Regions from separate parts of the Homo sapiens genome. Here region 1 is linked to region 2. A link is an interaction called in ENCODE POLR2A ChIA-PET data of the cell type or tissue named here. Cell type or tissue: MCF 10A. All regions are shown on one strand. Each heading gives the region's core, and the rest is flanking DNA. Links, peaks and the distances in the headings are about the cores only.

Region 1 (13,473 bases), core at 5,129-10,128, 180 kb after region 2:
AAACAAAAAAACCCAAAACTGAGTTCTTTAATGGAGAGAATGTTAATCAAGTCCTTTTTGCTTATTGATTTTGTTGTTAAAATAATTGGTTTTATTGCATTATGTTCAGAAACTTCTGTATCTTTTCTATTTTGTGGGGCATTGTTTTATTTTCTTTGTGCCAATTTGGTCTCTTTTTATGAATGTTTCATGGACATTTGAGAAGGTATATTCTCCATTGTCAGAATACCTGGTGTGACTGATGTGCATATAGTTATCTTACTGATTAAGTTGTCTATAGTCTTACTTTAACTTGACCATTTGATCTGTCTTGCGATGAGAATTGTCAGTTAAACATACTGCTGTTAATATTTTTCTATTTATATTTCCTAGTATCTCTTATAGTTTTTGCTTTATAAAAATTGCTACTGTGTTTGATGTGTAGATTCTCCCAACTCTAACACCGTCACTGTGAATTTTACTAAGTAATGCATAAGGTAGTACTCTAAAATATTTATAAAACTAAGTTCATTGACAGACTCTTCAAAATCTGGGCTCTGGTACACTGTCTGTGGCCATTGAATTTGACATCCGCACCATTTTGAAATTGGGCCGCTCTTGCAAATAGCCTCTAATACCCCTCCTTGGTAATGGCCCTCCCTTTGCCATCCTCTTGTGCATCTTAACAACCTCATTTAAATCCATTTTGAGCCATCTTTTTTCAGTGAGCATTACTTCCAATCTTCCCTCATAGCAGAAATCTCAGGATTTTATCATTTCAATCTTGTCACACAGTTTTTCCATTTTGCTTTCTGTGAGGTGGTTCCGAGATGGGTCCTGGAAAATCGGCTTGCAAGGAAACAATTTCCTGCTCAGGAGTCCTGCATTCCTATCATACTCTGAACTCCAGGTTAGACACAGTGGCCCACATTTGTTCCAAGGACACTTGATTGTATATCCTTATGCTAATTACATTTTCCCACTATGAGGTTTCCTGTGTATTTCCGTATGTTATACCCTTCCTTGCTGTATTAGTCAGGGTTCTCTAGAGGGACAGAACTAATGGAATATATATATATTAAGGGGAATTTATTAAGTATTAACTCACACGATCACAAGGTCCCACAATAGGCCATCTGCAGGCTGAGGAGCAAGAAGAACCAGTCCGAGTTTCAAAACTGAAGAACTTGGAGTCTGATGTTCGAGGGCAGGAAGCATCCAGCATGAGAGAAAGATGTAGGCTGAGAGGCTAGGCCACTCTCTCTTTTAACATTTTTCTGCCTGCTTATATTCTAGCCACTCTGGCAGCTGATTAGATGGTGCCCACCCAGATTAAGGGTGGGTCTGCCTTTCCCAGCCCGTTGACTCAAATGTGAATCTCCTTTGGCCTCACCCTCACAGACGTACCCAGGATTGATACTTTGTATCCTTCTATGCAATCAAGTTGACACTCAGTATTAACCATCACACCTGCCCAGAGTAAGTACTGCCGTTTAGGTCAGGACACCCCAATCTCATCGCAGGTTAATGTCTTAAGACCTCTAATGTGACTGTAAAAATAGCATTTCTTAAACTTTTGCAATTCCTTGTGGTCACTATAGTACATTTAAAAATTGTTTTAGATCATACCATAATAATTGTTGAACAAAATTGTTTCCTCTGTTTTGTGGATTAATATTTTCTTTTTTTTTTCCTTCATCACTTTTTATCCTGGTGGTTGTCTTTTAATGTCTCATCAGAGGTGTTCCACAATGCATGCCCCTGCAAGGCAGACCTCTCAGAATCTGAGTGCCTTGGGTCTGTAATACGGGAAAAATAGGAATCATGCCTTCCAGTATCTCTTATGACTGTCACTGTTTGATGTAAGAGTTTGGCAAAGTACTTTGAGATTCTTGGAGAACAAGCACTGCCTAATAAATGCATGGTGTCATCACTGTCATCGCTTGATCTATTTAATGTTACTGGGAGTATCAAGGCAGGCTATGTCTATTTCTTTCCTCATCTGTTCTCTGCATTATCTCCTTACGCTTTCCCTGAATGGGCTACGTGGGATTCGCCTTCATGGCACTGTGTTCTGGCTTTCATTTCTCTATCAGCCCATCTTTCTCCAGATGGCTTGTGATCTCACCGCTCACTAAGCGCTTTTCAAATTCAGATCGCTTTTACCGTTAGATTTGCTGATGACTACTGATCTGTAACATTCTTGTTCCCTAGAAGAATGGAAAAACAAATGTTGCCAAATTGTATAATAATTTAAAGACAAAGCATACGTGGTCTAGTAGGGAAGGCTTTTTTGGTTCAAGCATGGGACAATGTATAATATTGACACATAATTTGTATACTTTTTGGAAAACTGTATTTCATCACCTAGGTATTTATCTACATTATATTTATTCCCTGGTGGCATCCCAGATATGTTGTATCACAAAGATAACCTGCTGATGACCTATTCAAACTAAAAATGTAGCACGAGGCCACGCTCAGTGGCTCACGCCTGTAATGCCAGCACTTTGAGAAGCCGAGGTGGGCAGATCACTTGAGGTCAGGAGTTTGAGACCAGCCTGGCCGACATGGCGAAACCCTGTCTCTACTAAAAATACAAAAAAATTTGCTGGGCATGGTGGTGCTTGTCTGTAATCCCAGTTACTCAGGAGACTGAGGCAGGAGAATCACTTGAACCTGGTGGGGCACAGGTTGCAGTGAGCCAAGATCACGCCACTGCACTCCAGCCTGGGCAACAGAGCAAGACTCTGTCTCAAAAATAAATTAAAAAATCAATCAATCAATAAATCAATCAATAAAATAAAAATGTAGCATGAGGGCAGGGATAGAAGAAATTAAAATTTTAAAAAATTTTAAAAATCGATTTAAGGGGTACAAGTGCAGATTCCTTACCTGCATGTATTGTATAGTGATGAATCTGGGCTTTTAGTGTCCCCGTTACCTGAATAGTGAACAGTGTATCCAATAGATGATTTTTCAGCCCTCACCCCCTTCCCCCCTCCCACCCTCGCACCTTTTGCAGTCACCAATGTCTGTTACTCTATTCTGTATACCCATGTGGACCCATCGTTTAGTTCCCACTTGTAAGTGAGAACATGTGCCATTTGACTTTTTCTTTCCCTCCCTTTCTCTCTCTTTCTCTCTTTCTCTCTCTGTCTCTCTTTCCTTCTTTTTTTGAGTTTCGCTCTTGTTGCCCAGGCTGGAGTGCAGTGGTGTGATCTCGGCTCACTGTAACCTCTACCTCCCGGGTTCAGGTGATTCTCCTGCCTCAGCCTCCTGAGTAGCTGTGATTACAGGTATGCACCACGATGCCGAGCTAATTTTTTGTATTTTTAGTAGAGACAGGGTTTTGCCATGTTGGCCAGGCTTGTCTTAAACTTCTGACCTCAAGTGATCCACCTGCCTCGGCCTCCCAAAGTGCTGGGATTACAGGCTTGAGCCACGGTGCCTGGACTGACTTTCTGTTTCTGAGTTACTTCACTTAGGATAATGGCCTTCAGTTCCATTTATATTGCTGCAAAAGACATTATTTCATTTGTTTTTATGGCTGAGTAGTATTCCGGGGTGTGTATGTGCCATGTAGTCTTTATCCAATCCTCCACTGTTGTTGTTGGACACTTTGGTTGATTCCATAACGTTGTTTTGTGGATAGTGCTGTGATAAACATACAAGGGCAGGTATCTTTTTGATATGATTTCTTTCCCATTGGGTATATATACCCAGTAGTGGAGTTGCTGGATCAAATGCTAGTTCTATTTTTAGGGAGAGCTTATTTTTTAAAAAAGAGATTGCTGAAGTTTTCTTCTGCTGCTAGAAATAAGAATATAGATCCTCTTACATTGTTTCTCTTATAAATAATTCATAAGCCCATTTTCTTTTCTTTTCTTTTCTTTTCCCTTTTTCTGAGACAGGTCTTGCTCTGTTGCCCAGGCTGGTGTACAGTAATGTGATCATGGCTCACTGCAGCCTTGCCCTCCCAGGCTCAGGTGATCCTACCACCTCAGCCTCCGAAGTAGCAGAGACCACAAGTGCACACCATCATTATTTGTAGAGATAGGATATCCCTATGTTACCCAGGCTGGTCTTGAACTCCTAGGCTCCAGCAGTCCTCTAGCCTCAGCCTCCCAAAGTGCTGGGATTACAGGCATGAGTCATCATGCCTAACCAGCGATTTTTTTTCTTAGTGGAAAAAGATGTCCACTAATTCTCTAAGACTTTGTGTCTTTGTTCTATAGATGCACTTGGTAGATTTTCATAGGATTTTTGTGATCTTGCAACCCCAAAATGGGAAAAAAATATATTTTATATATATAATAAATATATAAAATATATATTTAAATATAATATAATATATAATATATTATATAATATATATTTTATATATTTATATAAAATTATAAATTAAAATTTATATATTATATATTATATATTTTATATAATATATAATATATAATATAATAATGTTATATATTATATAATATATAATATATAATATAATAATGTTATATATTATATAATATATAATTAATTTTGTTATATATTATATAATATATAATATAATTTATTATATATTATATAATATATAATATAATTTATTATATATTATATAATATATAATAAATTATATCAATATATAATAAATTATATCAATATATAATAAAATAAATATATTATAAATTTATATAATATATTTTATATATTATATTAAAATATATTTTTATATATTTATAATATATATATTTTATATAATATATAGTATATAAAAATGTATTTATATATTAAATACATATTTATATGTAAATATATATAATTAAGTATACATTTATATGTAAATATATATAATTAATTATATATTTATATGTAAATATATATTAAATATATATTTACATATATGTAAATATATATTTAATATATATTTACATATAAATATATATTAAATATATATTTATATAATATATAATTAAATATATATAAATATATAATTAAATATATATTTATATGTAAATGTATAATTAAATATATATTTATATAATATATAATGAAATATATATTATATAATATATAATTAATTATATATTATATAATATATAATTAAATATATATTATATAATATATAATTAAATATATATTATATAATATATAATTAAATATATTTATATAATAAATATCTATAATTAAATATATATTTATATAATATATAACTAAATATATATTTATATAGTAAATATCTATAACTAAATATATATTTATATAATATCTATAACTAAATATATATTATATAATATCTATAACTAAATATATATTTATATAATATCTATAACTAAATATATATTTATATAATATCTATAACTAAACATATATTTATATAATAAAGATATATAACTAAACATATATTTATATAATAAAGATATACAACTAAACATATATTTATATAATAAAGATATATAACTAAATATGTCTTTATATAATAAAGATATATAACTAAATATGTCTTTATGTAATAAAGATATATAATAAAGGTATATAATTATATGTCTTTATGTAATAAAGGTATATAATTATATGTCTTTATGTAATAAAGGTATGTAATTATATGTCTTTATGTAATAAAGGTATGTAATTATATGTCTTTATGTAAGAAAGATATAATTATATGTCTTTATGTAAGAAAGATATAATTATATGTCTTTATGTAATAATTATATGTCTTTATGTAATAAAGAAATAATTATATGTCTTTATGTAATAAAGATATAATTATATGTCTTTATGTAATAAAGGTATATAATTATATGTCTTTATGTAATAAAGGTATATAATTATATACATGATATATAATTATATATTTATATAATAAAGATATATAATTATATATGACATATAATTATATATTTATATAATAGATATATAATTATATATCTATTATATAAATATATAATTATACATATCTATTATATAAATATATAATTATGTATATTTATTATATAAATATATAATTTATATATTTATATAATAAATATGTAATTAAATATATATTTATATAATAAATATATAAAATTAAATATATGTTTATATAATAAATATATAATTATATGTTTATATAATAAATATATAATTATATGTTTATATAATTATATATATTTATACAATAAATATAATTATATATGTTTATAAAATAAATATAATTATATATGTTTATACAATAAATTTAATTATATATGTTTATATAATAAATATATATATGTTTATATAATAAATATAATTATATGTTTATATAATAAATATAATTATATGTTTATATAATAAATATAATTATATATATTTATATACCCAATGGGAATTTTTTGGCTGCAAGCAACAGAAAGTTCAACTTAAACCAACTTAATTTAAAAAAATGAACGAATTGGCTCATATACCTAAAATGTCCATGGAGGCTTCAGGCACATTTGGTTCCAGGAATTTTGGTGGTGTCATCGGACTCAACTTATTCTCTTGCATCTTTATTTCCTTTCCTTTGTTTTCGTTTATTCTCAAGCAGGCTGCTACCTGTGTTGGCAAAGTGGTTCCCAGAAGCTCCAGGTTGATATGCCTTTCCCAGGAGAAGGAGAACATTTTTATCTTGGACTCTCTAGCAATGAACTAGGGATTAGTTCTGATTAGACTTGTGGTATGGGCCATAACTGCTATTAGGGGGATGGGATAGCCTGATTGACAAGGCCTGGATCATGTGCCTGCCCCTGGATCTGGATGTGAATTTGACTACTCCTGAACCATAGATACACAGGATTGGGCTGGGGGTAATTTCCAAAGGAAAACCTAGATGCAGAATGTGGGATAGGCAAAAACAGCAACTGTCTACCACAAATGGCAACTCAGAAGAATCAGATGACTTTTTTGGGGCATGGAAGACCTGCTCTCTATATAAAGAAAAGCAGTGTATATAGGAAGGCTGGGTCTTTTTAGTCCTAGCATTGCCTTATGGAGTAGTCAGAATTGGCCCAAATTATGAGATATTTTAAGCTTGATAATTTAATATATTAAAAATAATGACTCTATATTCAAATATTTAATTTTTGCTCCAGAATATGAAAATAATTCTCATTTATTTACAATTCAAGAAGAAATGATTAGCCACACTCCAAATCTGGAAATGTGACTTACTGACATGTTATACGATGGTGACTCTCTCCTTTTCTTTTTCTTTTCTTTTCTTTCTTTCTTTTTTTTCAGGGTCTTGCTCTGTCCCCCAGGCTGGAGAACGGTGGCGTGATTATGGCTCACTGCAGCTTTGACCTCCTGGGCTCAAGAGATCCTCCTATCTCAGCCTCCTGAGTGGTTGAGATCACAGGTGTGCACCAGCACGCCTGGCTAATTTTAAGATTTTTTGTAGAGACAGGGTCTCCCTGTGTTGCCCAGGCTGCTCTTGAACACCTGAGCTCAAGCGAATCTCTCGCCTCGGCCTCCCAAATTGTTGAGATTGCTGTTAAGTAGAAAAGTCTTTAAGGCAGAGAACTTTACTCCCCCGAAATAATCTGTGCTTCTTAGAAGCAAAATTTCTGTTTGCTTCTATTTGACGTTGAACCGAAGAAGGTGAGCCCTTTATGGAGAGGGAAAATACTGGCATTTGCAAATTAAGCTGCTGAGAGCTGTCCTTAAAGTTCATTTGGGAATGCAATTTCCTCATAATAGTGTCTTGGCACATAAACGTGTCGAGACTGACTCACGGATTTGGAAGTTGATTTTTATTTGAGGAGGTGGAAGTGAAAGGAAAGACGAGCTAGTAATGACCCTGTTATCCCTCCCCCACCAGCAGGGGGAGGTAGGATTGCGCTTGCTGTTGTTAGCCATGCAGGCAAGAAATCTGGCTTCTGGACGTTAGGAAGCATTTCTGATCGTTAGGTAGCAACTGCTCTACTTACCGAGGAGGAAATTTCCAGGTGCAGAGGCCTGCAAGAATGAGGGAGGGAAGTTCTGCCAGTAGATTAGAACCATGTAATCCCAGCATGTTGGACGCACAGGGATTTTTGAGATCATCTGGTCTGACCTGTCATCTCATGCAAGAAGAGAGTGGACTTTTTAGAGGTGACATGACTTGTGCAGACTAGTTTTTGGTCTATATGAGTGGTAGATGGCAAAATGGGAAAGGCATGAATGACCCTTGGAGTGAGAGAGAACAGTGTGTAGTTTCCAGTTTTCTCACTCGCTAAGCATGCAGGCTTGAGCTGGTTGCTCAGCATCCAGGTGCTTTTTGTTTGTTTGTTTGTTTTGAGACAGAGTTTCGCACTGTTGCCCAGGCTGGTGTGCAGTGGCGTGATCTCGGCTTGCAGCAACCTCCGCCTCCCAGGTTCAAGCGAGTTTCCTGCCTCAGCCTCCCGAGTAGCTAGGATTACAGGTGCCCGCCACCACTCCCGGCTAATTTTTTTGTAGTTTTAGTAGACATGGGGTTTCACTATGTTGGCCAGGCTGTTCTCAAACTCCTGACCTTGTGATCCGCTCACTTCGGCCTCCCAAAGTGCTGGGATTACAGGCGTGAGTCACCGCGCCCGGCCCCAAGTGCTTCTTACATAACATTGTAGAGTGGGGCGTTAACTGGAATAATGGAGGGGAAGCAGCTACTGGATTGCCTGCACATAGTGTGTGCACTCAGTAACTTCTAATAGCTTCCCCCATGCTGGGAATATCTGACTTCCCTTTGTTGAAATTATTTCATTCCCATCTTAAAGTGCTCTTGTGAACCTTCACTTCATAAAACCCAGCACAATGCCATTGATCAGTGCCAACAATTCACTCATTTTGTTGATTTTGTGTTTTTGAAACCAACCCTTGGGCCAGGCGCAGTGGCTCACACCTGTAATCCCAGCACTTTGGGAGACTGAGGTGGGAGGATTGCTTGAAGCCAGGAGTTCGAGAACAGCCTGGACAACATGGTGAGACCTCATCTCTACAAAAAATAAAAAGATTAGACAGATGTTGTGTTGCACGCCTATAGTCCCAGCTACTTGGGAGGCCGAGATGGGAGGATCTCTGGAGCCCATGGATTTGAGGTTGTAGTGAGCCATGATTGTGCCACTGCACTCCAGCCTGGGCAACAGAGTGAGATCTTATCTCCAAAAAAATATTTCTTTAAAAAAAGAAACCAATCCTTCCCCATGAAGACAGGACAGGTCCGAGTTCATATTGACTTGGTAACATTAGGTGCTTTGTGTATTAAACAAATCCGTGCGCATGAGCATTTCACATTCCAAAATGGAGGTCAACACGCATATAAATACAGGTGTATACAGAGCTCGCCTGGGCTGTCGCCCACCTTTCACACTGCCCCTCTTACCCCGTCACCCTCCTGTGCCAGGTTCCTGCCACACGGGCCTTCGTGACCTTCCTCCAAAAGGTCAGACTAGCTTCTGTGCTATAGTCTGTGTCTGTGTTCCCTCTGCGGGGAAGGCACTGCTCCCATCCTGCTTGTCTCCTTCTTGTTATTCAGGTCCTTTTGGGGAGGTTTTTGCTGATCAGCCAATCTGAAAGCGACCCCTAGTCTTTTTCTATCACATCAACCTGTTCCATTTTCGATAGCACTTGTTACGTGTTTGTGTATTTATTGTGTAGTGTCTGTTTCCTCCCATTGGACTGTTCACTATGTAGTTAACATAGAGGACTGGACGCGGTGGTTCATGCGTGTAATCTCAGCACTTTGGGAGGCCGAGGCAGGCAGATCATTTGAGGCCAGGAGTTCGAGACAAGCCTGGCCAACATGGCAAAACCCCATCTCTACTAAAAAAAAAAAAAAAAAAAAAAAAAAAAAATTAGCTAGGCGTGGTGACAGGCACCTGTAATCCTGGCTACTTGGGAGGCTGAGGCAGAGAATCTCTTGAACCTGGGAGGCGGAGGCTGCAGTGAGCCGAGAGCACACCTCTGCACTCCAGCCTGGGTGACAGAGTGAGACTCCATCTCAAACAAAACAAAACAAACAAAAAAAATAGGGCCTTCATTTTTCTCATTTTCCACTGCATAACCAGTGTCTAAAGCAGTGCCCAGCACACAGGTAGGCCCTTAGTAAATTGCCATTGGATGAATGAAGGACTGAATTTGAACAAACCATGCGGACAGCAGCATACATTATGGGAAGAGACCTGGGCTGGCATTTCAAGCTACTTTCACTCCAGACTGCATGACCTTCAGAGAGAATTCCAGTTTTTGAATATCACTTTTCTGATAAAATAAAGAGGTTAAACTAGATCACATAAGGTTCCTTTCAGCTCTTTATTCTGCAGTTGTATGTTGGTTTTCTTCCGTGCTGAACAATCTAATAGGAATTTACTGTTACAAGTCAAGGTGGTTTTTAGGTGGCTTCTGTGTATCAAAGCACAAACTACATGCCAGGCAATGGCTGATGGCTCTGGAGAGTCAGACAATAGGTGAGAAGGCGGCATTATCTAAGAAAGAAGGAATCGCTTTAGGTAGGGTGAAGTATTCCACTGCCAGTGGAAGATGTGTCTATCCATAAACACTAAGGAATCTTTTTGATAAATGGTAGAAGGCTAATTGCAATTAAAACAAAATTGCCCTTCCAGGCAGGGCACGGTGGCTCACGCCTGTAATCCCAGCACTTTGGGAGGCTGACGGGGTTGGGTCACGAGGTCAGGAGTTCGAGATCAGCCTGACCAACATGGTGAAGCCCTGTCTCTACTAAAAATACAAAGATTAGCTGGGCGTGGTGGTGCACACCTGTAATCCCACCTACTCAGGAGGCTGAGGCAGGAGAATTGCTTGAATCTGGGAGGCGGAGTTTACAGTGAGCTGAGATTGTGCCACTGCACTCCAGCCTGGGCGACAGAGCAAGACTCTGTCTCAAAACAAAAAACAACTAAAAAAAAAAAAAACATAATTGCCAAACCAAATTATTCCTACTGGCCAAGTGCCGTGGCTCACACCTGTGATCCCAGCACTTTGGGAGGCCGATCCATGCAGATCACTTGAGGTTAGGAGTTTGAGAACAGCCTGGCCAACATGGTGAAACCCTGTCTCTACTAATAATACAAAAATTAGCCAGGCGAGGTGGCGTCCACCTGTAATTCCAGCTAGTTGGGAGGCTGAGGCATGACAATCTCTTGAACCTGGGAGGCGCAGGTTGTAGTGAGCCGAGATCCTGCCACTGCACTCCAGCCTGGGCAACAGGGTGAAACGTGTTTCAAAAAACAAACAAAAACTCACAAATATTCCTGCCTATGTAATTTTAGGGAGAGTTATGTAAAATTAACGTTTAAGCCTCTCCTTTTGTGATTTCCTTTATTAACAAACAATAACAATTTGCAGAATTGCTTTCCTTTCTCCATACCATTTTACCTTTCAGAATAGGATGTGTTAAATCAAGTATAGCCTACAGCTGCCTCCTTATATATTTTAAGTTCTTATATATTTTAAGTTTGGCTTAACTGAGTTATGGCCAAAGGGGGACAAGTGTTCAAACTGTGTTCAAATCAGGCAACGGCTGAGCTGAAACCAATCTGGCTGTGTTTGTCCCTCACTTCCATTTTCCGGACATCACTTTCCTTTTTCTGTCTATAAATATTCTCCCACCACATGGCTGTGCTAGAGTCTCTCTGAGCCTACTCTTGCTCAGGAGGCTGCCTGATTTGTGTCTGGTTCTCTGCTCAGTTAAACTCTCTTAATTTAATTTGCTAAGATTTTTAGCAGGTGTATTGTTTAAATACTCTGTATTAGTTTCCTATTACTGCTTTAATAAATTACCACAAACTTAGGAGTTTAAAAGAATGCAAATTTATCTGTTAGCTCTGATGATAGGTCAGAAGTACAAAGAGGGCTCTCTCTGCCTGAGAGTAAGATCTCATGGGGCTGTGTTTTTTCTCTAGGCTCACTCTCTCACCTAGGCTGGAGTGCAGTGGTGTGATCCTGGCCTACTGCAACCTTGTTCTCCTGGGCTCAGGAGTTACTCCCATCTCAAATGCCCAAGTAGCTGGGACCACAGGTGTGTGCCACCATGCCCAGCTAATTTTTGTATTTTTAGTAGAGATGGGGTTTCACCATGTTTTCCAGGCTAGCCTTGAACTCCTGAGCTCAAACAATCTGCCCGCCTCAGCCTCCCAAAGTACTGGGATTACAGGCATGAGCCACTGCCCTTTCTCCATCTTCAGAGCCAGCAGCAGCCAGTGTTGGGGCTTAGAAAACAATACCCCAAAATATGGCACATGGGCATACTGAGTACTTTGAACACTAGGACATTGGAAGCCCTCAGAAGCAGGCTCAGAAACAAAGTCTCCTCTCTGACCTTCTCTTGTCCTCCTGTCACCCAACCCCTGTTCCCCCTCCAAAGTCTTAGAAACCAGAATTCCTCTTCCCCAAGGTAGATCCTAGTAATTAGAAACCCTCTCATTAAACCTAGTAATGTCACTCTCTGCTTTCTCCTTTGAAGATGCTCATTCCAGAGGGGTCCTGCCCCATACCCAAGAGGAAGGAATGCTACCCAGAGAGGCCAAGAAGAATCTGCATAGACAAGCCTTGTGTGTTCCCCACTTAGTCTATCACAATTAGATTCTTCTCTTTGTCCAGTCATGTTTCTACCTGGTTGCCATTCCTCATTGAACCTAAACATAAAATCAGTTTCCCCTTGGTGTTTAGGTCTTCATTTCTGATGGCTCCTGTGTCCTGTATAACTTTGATTAAATAAATTTATTATGCATTGATATGGTTTGGTATGTCTTCACCCAAATCTCTTCTTGAATTGTAGTTCCCATGATCCCCATGTGTCCTGGGAGGGACCAAGTGGGAGGTAACTGAATCATGGGGGCGGTTACCTCCATGCTAGTCTTGTGATAGTGAGTGAGTTCTCACAAGATCTGATGGTTTTATAAGGAGCTTTCCCTCCTTCTGCTTGGCACTTCTCCTTGCTGCTGCCATGTGAAGAAGGACATGTTTGCTTCCCCTTCCACCATGATTGTAAGTTTCCTGAGGCTTCCCCAGCCATGCTGAACCGTGAGTCAATTAAACCTCTTTCCTTTTTAATTACCCAGTCTTGGGTATGTCTTCATTAGCAGCACGAGAACAGATGAATATAGCATTTCTCTTGTTAACCTGTTTATTGTTATAAGAATGTTGGCTCTGACCTTTATAATGGATATGAAAAAGTATTGCACCTTTCTGTCTCTATACTGGTTAAGTCTTTCTCACATCATGTCCCTTTGATACCCACTCTCCTGCCTCCCTTTTCCACATTTAGAGACCCTTGTAATTACACTGCACCCACCTGGATAATCCAGGATTATCTCCTTATTTTAAGGTCAGCTGATTAGCAACCTTAATTCCATCTGCTACCTTAATTCCTCTGTGCCGTGCATTGTAACATCTTCACAGGTTCTGGGAAATAGGGCATGGACATTTTCTATTGTTCTGCCTATCACACATGCCTATAAGAAAAAGAGCAACCACTAAAGAAAAGCAGATTCTAAGGCATTTGCTGAAATGTAACAGTGTATGTAT
Region 2 (11,941 bases), core at 2,836-7,835:
GTAAGGGTCACCAGCCGCCCTATCTGCGTCCCCAGCTCGTCCGCGGCCGCCGCGCCATCTCCAGCGTGCCCGTGACTCAGCAGCGGCTGCGCCGCCGGCCCAGCTATAGGGCGCTCGCTCACCGGTTGAAATGATCCACCACACTGAGCAGCACCAGGGGGTGGACCACCACCTTCTGCACTGCCAGCTCCGGCATCGCGACACACCCCGCTCGCCAGGCCTGGCTCCCTGCCACACGCAAACACCGGCAGCAGTAGCGGTCACCGGTACCCTTTCAGGCCCAGTTCCTCTTCTTCCGGTTCGTCAGCCCTCGCGCGGCCTCCTTCTTCCGCTCCCAGAGTGCCTCGCGCGGCGGGCCCGGATCTTCGCCACCGCCGTCATTTGTGGGCGGAGAAAGGGCTGGAGAAAGGCGGGAATCGCCCCTCGTCCCTCGCCGTGCGTTTCCCTGGACTTAAGGGCCGAAGGGACACCGGCGACTTGACCTCCTGGTATTGGCCTGTACCGTCACCTGCAGAGGCTTTTCGCCTCAATTCCTTCCCAGCACCCTCCCCCCGCCACCCCCCCAAAGTAAATAGTTGACAGTTTACTTTTCTACCACCCGGAAGAAGTTCACTTTTGCTTCAGGTCAAAATCCTCCGCGATTTCTGAGAGGAACTTTAAATCTCTAACATAAGAGCACGCTTTTAATGTAATTTGGTAATTTATCTCATTCTCGTTTTCATTGCCGGGGGAATTTCTCCTTTATCTTTACTGTGGACACTTTGCAATGAACGTGGCAACCTGCAGGTTTCCACCTGTCGTTATATTACTGCGTAACTAGGGCTAGAAGAACGCAATTGTGCCGTTGCTTTTGAAATCAAAATTTACAGAAGCGTTGAAGAAAAGACGGAAGGAAGGCAGTAAGGAAGTATGTTGTGATATGTAGCTAGGAAAGAGAAGACTAAGGTAGACAAAGACTTAAGCTTATTTGCAGGAGGCAAATTATAAGAAAAATCATACAGGTTTATATCGTCTCATTTGAAGTTGCTGTTTCTGTAAACGAAAACAGTACTTAAGCAACCTGAATTATTTACTTATATTTTGTTCTGTTTTTAAACAATTTTTGCTTTCCCTTTATCACCAGAGGATTTTCCCAACATTTTGGCCTCTTGTCTTTTTAAGGTGGACTTCCTGATCTCCAAATGTCAAGGGACACACTCAGTCTCTCTTATTTGTGGGTGGTGAAAAACATTAGCAAAGATTAGACTGAAATTTGGCCACCAATGAGAGACATTAATGTAGTCAGGAGTTTGAATTTGTCTGCATGTGAATTTATCTTTGTCTTCTGTCTGCAACTTGGCTTTATTTTCAGATTTTCTGCTAGATCTGCAAGGAAGTAAATGGCAGGATATGCTTAATATTCATAATTAATTGAAGAGACTCAATGCTATCTTTATTTTTTCATTTTTTTTTTTGGTACAGTTGGTGTCTCACTATGTTGTCCAAGCTGGTCTTAAACCCCCAGCCTCAAGCAATCCTCCCACCTCAGCCTCCCAAACTGCTGGGATTACAGGTGTGAGCTACTGTGCCTGGCCATTCATTCTTAATTATAACTAGAAAGATATAAGGGTTATGTTAATGGGGAAAGAAAACTAAGAATTATTGAATCTATTGAGTGCCTATAATATGCCAGCCCTGGTTCAGACGCAAATATTTAATCCTTTTAATTAATGCTTCTCAAACTTTGATATGCTTACAAATCACCAGGGGACCTTGTTAAAATTCAGATTCTGATTCTGTAGGTCTGAGATGGGACCTGAAATTCTGAGCTTCTAACAAGCTTTCAGGTGAGGCCCATGCTGTGTTAACAAGGCTTGTAACAACCTTACGAAGTCGGTATTTTCTCATTACAAATGAAAATTGTTGCTCAAATGTTGCTCTCGAGGTGGGCTTTTTCTCACGCTTTGAAAAAATTTTGTCTTTCTCCCCCTAATGTGTTTCTGCTTTAGTTTTCTCCATAGTTTTTACCACTTGTGAATAGTTTGTAGAATTTACTTATTCTGTTCATTCTTTGTCTCTCATTAGAATGTAAGCTCTTGTTTAGTTTGTAAACTCCTGTTTACTTTTTTTTTTTTTTTTAAATAAATGAGAGACAGTCTCGCTCTGTCACCCAGTCCGGAATGCAGTGGCACAATCTTGGCTCACTGCAACCTTCACCTCCCAGGTTCAAGCGATTCTCATACCTCAGCCTCCCAAGTAGCTGGGACTACAGGTGAGCGCCACCATGCCCCACTAATTTTTCTATTTTTAGTAGAGATGGAGTTTCACTGTGTTGGCCAGGCTTATCTGGAACTCCTGAACTCAAGTGATCTGCCTGCCTTGGCTTCCCAAAGTGCTGGGATTATAGGTGTGAGCCACTGCACCTGGCCCCTAGTTTACTTTTATATTATCATTGTCTTGAAAAGTGCCTGGCACATAGGAGACATTCAGTAATTACTATATAAATGAATAATTAGTTATGATAGTGAAATGGAAGATGACAATAAGGCTCAGACATTGGGAAGGATCTTTCCAAGATCACATTGCTGGTCAGGATCAAGCCAGGTTTCTGTGACCCCAGTTCCTAATTGGTTGGTGTGCCTGCTTGCAGCAGTCTTAGGCAAAAGAATTGCATTAATTTTATTAAGATACTAAATTTCAAACTTTAGAAAGTGATATATTTTATTTCACACTGAGTTCACTTTGCAGTTGTACTAAGCCTAAGCAAGCTGTTTCGAAGCTTATTGGGTGTCTCCAATCCTGACTCACTGAAGCAGTGTGAAACTGACTATGAGCTTAAAAAATTATTCTAGTTACACATGATCATTGTGGAAAAATGACACTATTCAGATAAATAAAAATGAATATAGAGCTGGGCATGGTGGCCTGTGCCTGTAATCCCAGATACTTGGAAGGCTGAGGTTGGAGGATCACTTGAGCCCAGGAGTTCATGACCCTTCCGAACAGTAGGACCTTGTCACAAATAATTAATTAATTGAAATAAATTAAAATCACCTGAAATCGTACCACATACAGAAAACTAAGATTAACCCTGGCCCAAAGTGCTTTTTTTTTGAGACGGAGTCCTACTCTGTCACCGGGCTGGAGTGCAGTGGCACAATCTCGGCTCCCTGTAACCTCCGTCTCCCAGGTTCAAGTGATTCTCCTGCCTCAGCCTCCCAAGCAGCTGGGACTATAGGCGCATGCCACCATGCCCAGCTAATTTGTTTGTATTTTTAGTAGAGACAGGGTTTCACCATGTTGGCCAGGAAGGATGGTCTCGATTTTGTGATCTGCCTGCCTCAGCCTCCCAAAGTGCTAGGATTATAGGCGTGAACCACCGCGCCTGGCCTAAAGTGCTGTATTTCTTAAGGGATTTCAGCATTAGCTTCCTAATTTCTCTTTTTGCCTTCCAGTTTTGACCTTCTCCCATCTCCATCCTCCACTCTGCAGCCAGACTTATTTTATTGATTGATTGATTGATTGAGACTGAGTTTCACTCTTGTTGCCCAGATCTCAGCTTGCTGCAACCAACACCTCCTGGGTTCAAGCGATTCTCCCACCTCAGCCTCCCTAGTAGCTGGGATTAGAGGTGCCCGCCACCACGCCTGGCTAATTTTTGTATTTTTAGTAGAGACGGGGTTTCATCCTGTTGGCCAGGCTGGTGCTGGGATTACAGGCATGAGCCACTGTGCCCAGCCTTATTTTAACATTTTTAATTTGTTATTTTTTTAAAAGAGTTAGGGTCTCACTCTGTCACCAAGGTTGGAGTGCAGTGGTGCAATCATTAGCTCACTGAAGCCTTGAACTTCTGGGCTCAAATGATCCTCCTGCTTTGGCCTCCCACAGTGTTAGGATTATAGGCGTGAGCCATGGTGCCCAGCCCCAGACATATTTTTAAAACACCCTTTTTAATGGAAAATCCCTACCCTGTGCAAGAGTAGGGAAAATAGTATAATAAAGCCCATGAACCTGTTACTGAGCTTCAAGTCTCCCTCACTTTTCTTAGGTGAACCCTAGTTCCTCTCCTTAAAGGTAGTCACTGGCTACTAGTTTCTGGCGAATCTTTCGGAAAGTTTTTTAAAGATGTATCTTTTGGCATCTGTATGCATAGCTTTCAAAATATGCAAATGGGCTCGGCGCTGCGGCTCACGCCTGTAATCCCAGCACTTTGGGAGGCCGAGGCGGGCTGATCACAAGGTCAGGAGTTGGAGACCAGCTTGGCCAACATGAGGAAACCCCATCTCTACTAAAAATACAAAAAAAAATTAGCCATGCATGATGGTCGGTGCCTGTAATCCCAGCTGCTTGGGAGGCTGAGGTAGGAGAATCACTTGAACCTGGGAGGCGGAGGTTGCAGTGAGCTAAGATCCTGCCACTGCACTCTAGCCTGGGTGACAGAGTGAGACTTCATCTCAAAAAAAAAAAAAATGCAAATGGAGTTTAACTCTACATAAAGTTCTGAAATTTGCTCTTTTGAGTTAATAATTTATCATTAACACACTTCCTTATAGCAAATCTAGGTCTACATCATCATTAATAGCTGCATAGAATGGATTTGATTTCTTCATAATAGATGCCTTCATCTACTCAGAGGCCCAGCTACAACATCATTCTCCATCAGCCTCTGTAGGCCTGGAAAGGGCAAAAGCTGTGCCAACGGTGTTTCTAGAATCTTTAATTTTTCCACTTAGATAATGACTCTTTTGCACTGTAAACTTTGGCAGTCTTCTATAACCAGTATCTCTGATGTTTTTCTCAATACTCACTTAACAATTTAACTCTGTGCCACTCTTCTAAATACTGGTTATATAGGAATAAACAAAACAAAGCTCTTGCCCTCTTTGAACTTATAGTCTTGTTAGAGGAGATAGACTATAAGCAAATAATAAATGTAAATCCTGTATAATATCCCATATGGTGTCAGAAAGTGTGCTCAGTCTGTCAGACATGCTCACCATGATCAAATGTGCCAGGCCCCAATGAATCATGCATCTGGCCTTCATGCCCTGGTTATCTCCTCCAAAATTGACTGTGAGCTTGGGCATGTGACTTGCTCTGGCACATGAGATATTAGCAAGTGTAATACAAACAGAGGCTTGAGTAACACTCTCATGTTGCAGCTTGTTCTCTTGGAATGCCCACTCTTGGAACCCTGAGTCATGTAGAAAAATCTGGCTACTTTGCAGGAGAGACCATATGGAATAGAAGAGGAATGCTTGGCCATTCCCCAGCTATTCCAGCCATTACAGGCAGGGTCCCAAGAAATGAGAGTGAAAAAACCACTGTGGATATTCCAGCCCTAGTAGATAGCATGTGGAGCAGAAGAACTGCCCAGCTGAGCCCAGCCCAGGTTATAAAATTCTGTGAAATAATAAGTCATCGTTGCTGTTTTAAGTCACTAAGTTTTGGGTGGTTTGTTGTGCAGCAACAGATAACAGAAACACTAGGCAATTTGTGAATTCTTTGTGAACCTAAGGTTCTTGGTAAATCCATTATCTGCCACTCAATGCTTGGTTATATAGCTGCTCCCTAAATGTGAGCTCCGTCACTTACTTTCTCTGTTATTTGCTGCATTTACTCTTTCATTTGAGGGTTATTTAGGCCTGTCATGGAATATCGCTCAGCTCAAGTGATATGATCAGAATCTGAAGAGGTTCCTCAAGCTAGGTAGCATTTTGGAAACATTCCAGCAGGACTGAGTTTGAGAGTGTGGAGAAACTGGAACATGGTAGAGAATAAATTCTTGATGCCTCTGGCACCCTTCCCTGTAATCTTTCTCCCTGTCGTCTCCGACTGTGAAGGTAATAGAAAAGAGCGTGGGCTGTGAGTCAGATCTAGATTTGAATTTTGCTTTTCCTATTCACTGGCTAGGATATTTTAAATGGGTCACTTAATCTCTCTACACCTCAATTTCCTCTATGTAAAAGAGGGATAATAATAGTGCCTGACTCGGGTGAGGGGAGCCAGGGATGGGAGACTACTGGGCTGTCCTGAGCAGAGACATATTTAAGAGAGTAGTGAGAAGTTTATGTTGGTTGGGTAGGACCAGTTTATAAAGGGCACAGGATTTTTATTGTAAGTCAGAAAGTGATATGAAAGAAGTGACATTTTTAGAAGATTAATCTAGTAGTAGTATGCAAAGTAGATTCACAGAAAGAGAGCTAGTGCTGGATGTGGTGGTGGCACCTGTAGTCCCAGCTACTTGGGAGGTTGAGGTGGAGTTCAAGACCAGCCTGAGCAACATAGTGAGACCTTGTCTCTGAAAAAAGAAATAATTTTTTTTTTTAAGAGAACAAGGAATCAGGAAAGCTCTGTTAGGAGGAATTTTAAATAATTTAGTATGAGGTGACAAATACCTGGGGTGGCAGAGGGAACAGAAAAAGAAACAGGGAGATGCATTTCAGAGAAAAATGGACAGAAAATGGTGATTGATTGCCTGTGAAAGATGAAGGAATGGATAATAAAAAATTACTTCAAAGTTCCCTGGCTGGGTGGCATGGCTCAAGGCCAAGGTAAGAGGATTGCTTAAGGCCAGGAGTTTGAAACCAGCCTGGGCAACATTTCAAGACCTTGTCTCTCCAAAAAAAAAAAAAAAAAAAAAATTAGCCAAGCATGGTGGCATGCACCTATAGACCTATAGTCCCAGCTACTACTTGGGAGGCTGAGGTGAGAGGATTGCTTGAGCCTAGGAGTATGAGGTTACAGTGAGCTATGATTGTGCCACTGCACTCCAGCCTGGGGGAGAGAGTGAGACTGTCTCTTAAATAAATGAAAATGAAAACTCCTGCTGTTTCATAATTTTCTTTTTTAATTTTTGAAAATATACTTACCAAAAAGATCTAAAAGCATGCTTTCTGTTCCTAAGAGTAATGTCCACTCATTGTTAGAACTTCACGTAGTACAGAAATATAAAACTTATAAAGTAAAAATCTCCCATAATCCCACCACCCACATATAATCACCCCTAACAGTTCGGCATGTGTTCTTCTAGATGAAATGTTTGTTTGAAAGTTCTGAAGAACCTGATTTCAGAGTGTAGTAGCGGCCATTGTGCCTCTTTGTTTTGGGGTTACTCGACTTGATAACACTTCTCATTTTTAATTTTAATCACCTAATCTCATAACTAATTGTAGGCATAATTAGTTACACATTTTGTGGTTGAGTCCCACAATTGCTCAGGAGCCTTCAGCTGTGCATCTTTGAAGACTGACCAGGAGACTTTTGCTCTGAGTCTTGGCCTTCTTCCAGTGTAATCAGGGAGCTTTTGATATTCTTTCTGTGTCTTGTCAATCCCTTTCATTACATGTACTTTTCTTACTTTTGGGAACATTGCTTTGGGTTTTCTTCATTTCTTTTAATATTTTTGATTTGACTATCAGATGACTGCTCTTGCATTCTAAGATAGCAGAACTTTTAGGTTAAGAAGATTTAAGTCAGCTCTCATTGTGTGATGTGTTAAATAAAGCATGCTTGCTGGTGTTTAGTGTCTGATTCAAAGTAGACGTTGTTTCATCTCTTACGTGATGCAATTCAGCATGGGGTAGACGTCTCTATTATGAAAAAAGCGTGAAGGAGTTTCCCTTCTAATTTGTAATTAAGGATTTAGTGGCTATCAGATGATCAAAGATTGGTTTTGATTTTTCTTATGTGTCAAATAAGGTTTAAGAATTGGAGTCTGATGGAAATATCATTTTGACTAAAATGCATAGAGTATAAAGAAGACCACTGGAAATCATAAAGGAGGCATTTTCTACATTGCCACTCCCCTTTTAAAAATATAACTGACTTATAAAATCATCTCTGATATTGTAGCCACTAATGGGGGCTGAATTTATTCAGAGGAATGCAGAAGGGAGGTGTAAGAAATCCATTTTCTTTTGTTCATTGAATTTTGGACTTAACTTTGAGAGAACCTGAAGAGAGTTTGATGATAATACATTTTCCTCTCCTTTGATCATTTTTATCTTTCAGTTTAGGGAGTTAGCCCCCACAGACTACAGCATCTTAAAAGAGTTGTTATTTTTGCTAAGTCCAGAACAAGGAATAACGGTCTTACAAGCATTTCAGCAATACTTTGAACTTTGCAGCCTCTATTTATCATCTTAAGAGATTTTGAAGAAAAAAGAATACATAGCAGAGATGCCACCTTTAGCCTAGGCTGTATGTGTTGTTGAGTTCAGACATCCTTGGGAATGTCTGGCAAACTAAGGTAGGCCCACTAGATCTCTAATTGTATGAGTCGCTGAGAGACCTGCAATGGCACTCATCTTAAGAGTCAGATACACTGGTTTGGCCCAGAAACGCACCCTCAGTTTTTGGAGAGAAAGTAGTGATTCGTGGGATAGTATGAATCTGCCACTCAGAGTTGGCTCTCAGTTCAGCCCCTTATATCTGAGTCCAGAAAGCCATGTTGGTAAGCTTTATGAGAAAACTGAAAGAGCTCTTTCATAAAAGCTCTGTGAAACATTTGGGCACAAGTAGTAGCACTGCTCATGTTATTTCTCTAACAGAGCGTAATCCAAAATGTGGGGAGTGGCTGGGCGCGGTGGCTCACGCCTATAACCCTAGCACACTGGGAGGCCAAGGTGGATGGATCACCTGACATCAGGAGTTTGAGACCAGCCTGGCCGACATGGTGAAATCCTGTCTCTACTAAAAATACAAAAATTAGCTGGTCATGGTGGCACAGTTGATAGCTCAATGAAGGCTGTGGAATGGGGGCTTTCAGGTTTGGTTGCCTGAGCCACCAGTCGTTCTGCTATGACATGGACAGGACCACAGGTGGCAGGAGGAGGAGGCCATAATGGTCGGGGAGACTTCTGCTCTGTGTTGAATTCCATAGCGTAGGATGCCTGAGTCGGCCCGAACTGGAGTCACAGGTATACCTCAGAGGCACTGAGGTGGGACCGGTTGTCCTGAGAGCACCCCTGGAACAGCCTAGCCCAGGAAAGGGTCCCAAGTGCACCAGCCATGAACAGACTTTGGAGGCCAACAAGGCCCCCAGTGACCAGGCCATAGGAGACATTGCATCAGAGACCATCAGACATTGGCCATGGCATGCCCAAGGACCAGTGTGGGGATAGGCCTGTTTCCTTCATGGCCACTGAGTCACGTAAACCCCATCCCTCTCTCCCCATGTGCCTGTACTCCTTAGGGAGAAAAGAGAGGGAAAGGAGGATGCCACTAAGAGATGGAAACTTCTCTTTTATTTTTTTTGAGATGGAGTTTCACTGTTGTTGCTTAGGCTGGAGTGCAATGGTGGGATCTCAGCTCACCACAACCTCCACCTCCCAGGTTCAGGCGATTCTCCTGTCTCAGCCTCCTGAGTAGCTGAGATTACAGGCATGTGCCACCACGCCTAGCTAATTTTGTATTTTTTTTTTTTTTTTTTTTTTTTGAGACGGAGTCTCGCTCTGTCGCCCAGGCTGGAGTGCAGTGGCGTGATCTTGGTTCACTGCAACCTCAGCCTCCCAGGTTCAAGTGATTTTCCTGCCTCAGCCTCCTGAGTGGCTGGGACTACAGGAGTGTGCCACCATGCTCAGCTAATTTTTGTATTTTTAGTAGAGACGGGGTTTTGCCATGTTGGCCAGCCTGGTCTTGAACTCCTGACCTCAAGTGATCCTCCTGCCTCGGCCTCCCAAAGTGCTGGGATTACAGGCGTGAGCCACCACGCCTGGCTGAGATGGAAACATTTCTAAAGAGATTGCTTGCTTTAAACCAATTTGAATATTTAATTTAATTTTGTTTTTGTAGAGATGGTGGTCTTGCTGTGTTGCCCAGTCTGGTCTCAAACTCCAGCCTCAGGCAATCCTCCTGCCTAATTTTTTAAAAGTTATTTTTTCCTATGTAATCAGCATGTGGTGGCTTGTGAAGGAAGGTTAGCTGTGGACAAAAATAAGGGAGCATATTCATTCCCTGCCCATTTGAACGTCAGGTTAACTGAGTTAAGTTTGTGTCCTATGTCGGTAGGTACTGTGATCCCAAACTCTGCGCTTTCTTTTTTTTTTTTTGAGACGGAGTCCTGCTTTATCACCCAGGCTGGAGTGCAGTGGCATGATCTCGGCTCACTGCAACCTCTGCCTCCCGGGTTTAAGTGATTCTCGTGCCTCAACCTCCCAGATAGGTGGGATTACAGGTGCCCAGCACCACGCCTGGCTAATTTTTGTATTTTTAGTTTCACCATGTTGACCAGGCTGGTCTTGAACTCTTGACCTCAGGTGATCCGCCTGCCTCAGCCTGCCAAAGTACTGGGATCACAGGCACAAGCCACTGTGCCCAGCCACTGCACTTTCTTTTCCTTGGGGAACACTGTATGAGGAAACTAGGTGTATTATACTTTGGGTCAGAGGAAGAGAACTCTTAATTTTTTTTTTTTTTTTTGAGACAGAGTTTCACACTGTTGCCCAGGCTGGAGTGCAATGGCATAATCTCGGCTCACTGCAACCTCCGCCTCCCGGGTTCAAGCGATTCTCTTGCCTCCGCCTCCCAAGTAGCTGGGATTACAGGCACCTGTCATCATAGCTGGCTAATTTTTGTATTTTTGTAGAGATGGGGTTTCACCATGTTGGCCAGGCTGGTCTTGAACTCCTGACCTTAAGTGATCCACCTGCCTCGGCCTCCCAAAGTGCTAGGATTACAGGTGTGAGCCAGCCACCACACCCAGCCGAGAACTCTAATTTCTGTAGGAAACTTAGGCAAGACACCCTGAGTTGCTAAGAACCTTTTATGCATTTTCTGTGGTTGTGCCTAATCTGGATGATGATAATAGTCAGTTCATTATCTTTTTGTTGTTTTTTTTGATACAGGGTCGTGCTGTTTGACCCAGGCTGGTGTGCAGTGGTGTGATCATAGCTCACTGCAGCCTTAAACTCCTGGGCCCAAGCAATCCTCTCACTTCAGCCTCCCGAGTAGCTGGGACTACAAGCATGTGCCACCATTCCTGGCTAATTTTTTTATTTTTTATTTTTTTGTAGAGATGGAGTCTCACTATGTTGCCCAGGCTGGTCTTGAACTCCTGGGCTCAAGCGACTCTCCTACCTTGGCCTCTATTAAAATATCTTAAGCCTAAAACTCATTCCTGAATTCCAATCTGGATAGGCTTCTGCCTACAGGACCTCCCCACTTACTGTGTTATCCAGTCCCTGTTTGTTCTCAGGCTCCCATGGTACAATGAGGGATCCTGGAGGGCGGGGATTTTGTGCAATCATTTCGTATCTCAAGGCAGGCCAGTGCTAGGCACATAATAAGTCTCAGTCATAAATACTTGTTGAATGAACGAAATTCTCAAAGCCATGTTTTTAAAAACTTCTAATAATTTTATGATTATTATAATTTGATTCTTTCCAGGAATGTAGGTAAGTGAACATTTGTATTGCTAAGAGGTCTTGTGTACACGGTGCTGACCTTTCAGTTGGTTCTGAATGTTTTAAATTTTTTCGTACTTCTGAGCAAGCCTCAATGACTGAACACGTGGCCCTCAATTTGTCTTCTTCAGTTTAACCTCCTTAAAGGTGGGGCTTATGTTTTGCTACATATAGTACAGTGATATGGGAATCCTAATACATGTAAGAAATATGAAGTACTAGTTTGATATAGTTTGGATATTTGGCCCCACCCAAATCTCATGTTGAATAATGATATGGTTTGGCTCTGTATCCCCGCCCAGTTCTCATGTCATATTGTAGTTCTCAGTGTTGGAAGGGGGGCCTGTTGGGAGGTGATTGGGTCATGCGGGCAGATTTCCCCCCTGGGTGCCATTCTCATGATAGAGTTCTCATGGGATCCAGTTGTTTAGAAGTGTGTAGCACCCCCCCAGTCTCTCTCTTCCTCTTGCTCCTGGCCACGTGAGGTCCCAGCTCTCCCTTTGCCTTCTGCCATGATTGTAAGTTTCCTGAGGCCTCCCAAGAAGTCAAGCAGTTGC

Evidence for each region. Peaks named below come from ENCODE experiments on the same cell type or tissue, not always from the same donor. Only the 100,000 strongest peaks of a DNase experiment are listed, where the experiment ranks them.
Region 1: POLR2A ChIA-PET joins it to region 2 with 5 read pairs; 3 of 35 experiments call an interaction of 5 or more read pairs at or near these places.

Annotation. Positions count from the first base shown.
Region 1 is chr16:74,102,289-74,115,761 of GRCh38, reverse strand. LOC124903722 (a long non-coding RNA gene) reads left to right here and starts at 11,924. Exons shown (of 2, transcript XR_007065119.1): 1 at 11,924-11,965; 2 at 12,410-12,680. RefSeq lists a silencer at 6,485-6,685. In MCF 10A, for the core only: a CTCF peak has its summit at 7,798 (motif pointing right); a DNase peak (open chromatin) is centred at 7,761.
Region 2 is chr16:74,285,170-74,297,110 of GRCh38, reverse strand. It overlaps PSMD7 (proteasome 26S subunit, non-ATPase 7), which reads right to left and starts at 297. Exons shown (of 7, transcript NM_002811.5): 1 at 123-297. The coding sequence starts at 196. RefSeq lists enhancers at 1-172, 73-382, 173-1,064. In MCF 10A, for the core only: no CTCF peak of the experiment used is centred there; DNase peaks (open chromatin) are centred at 5,100, 5,740 and 6,550.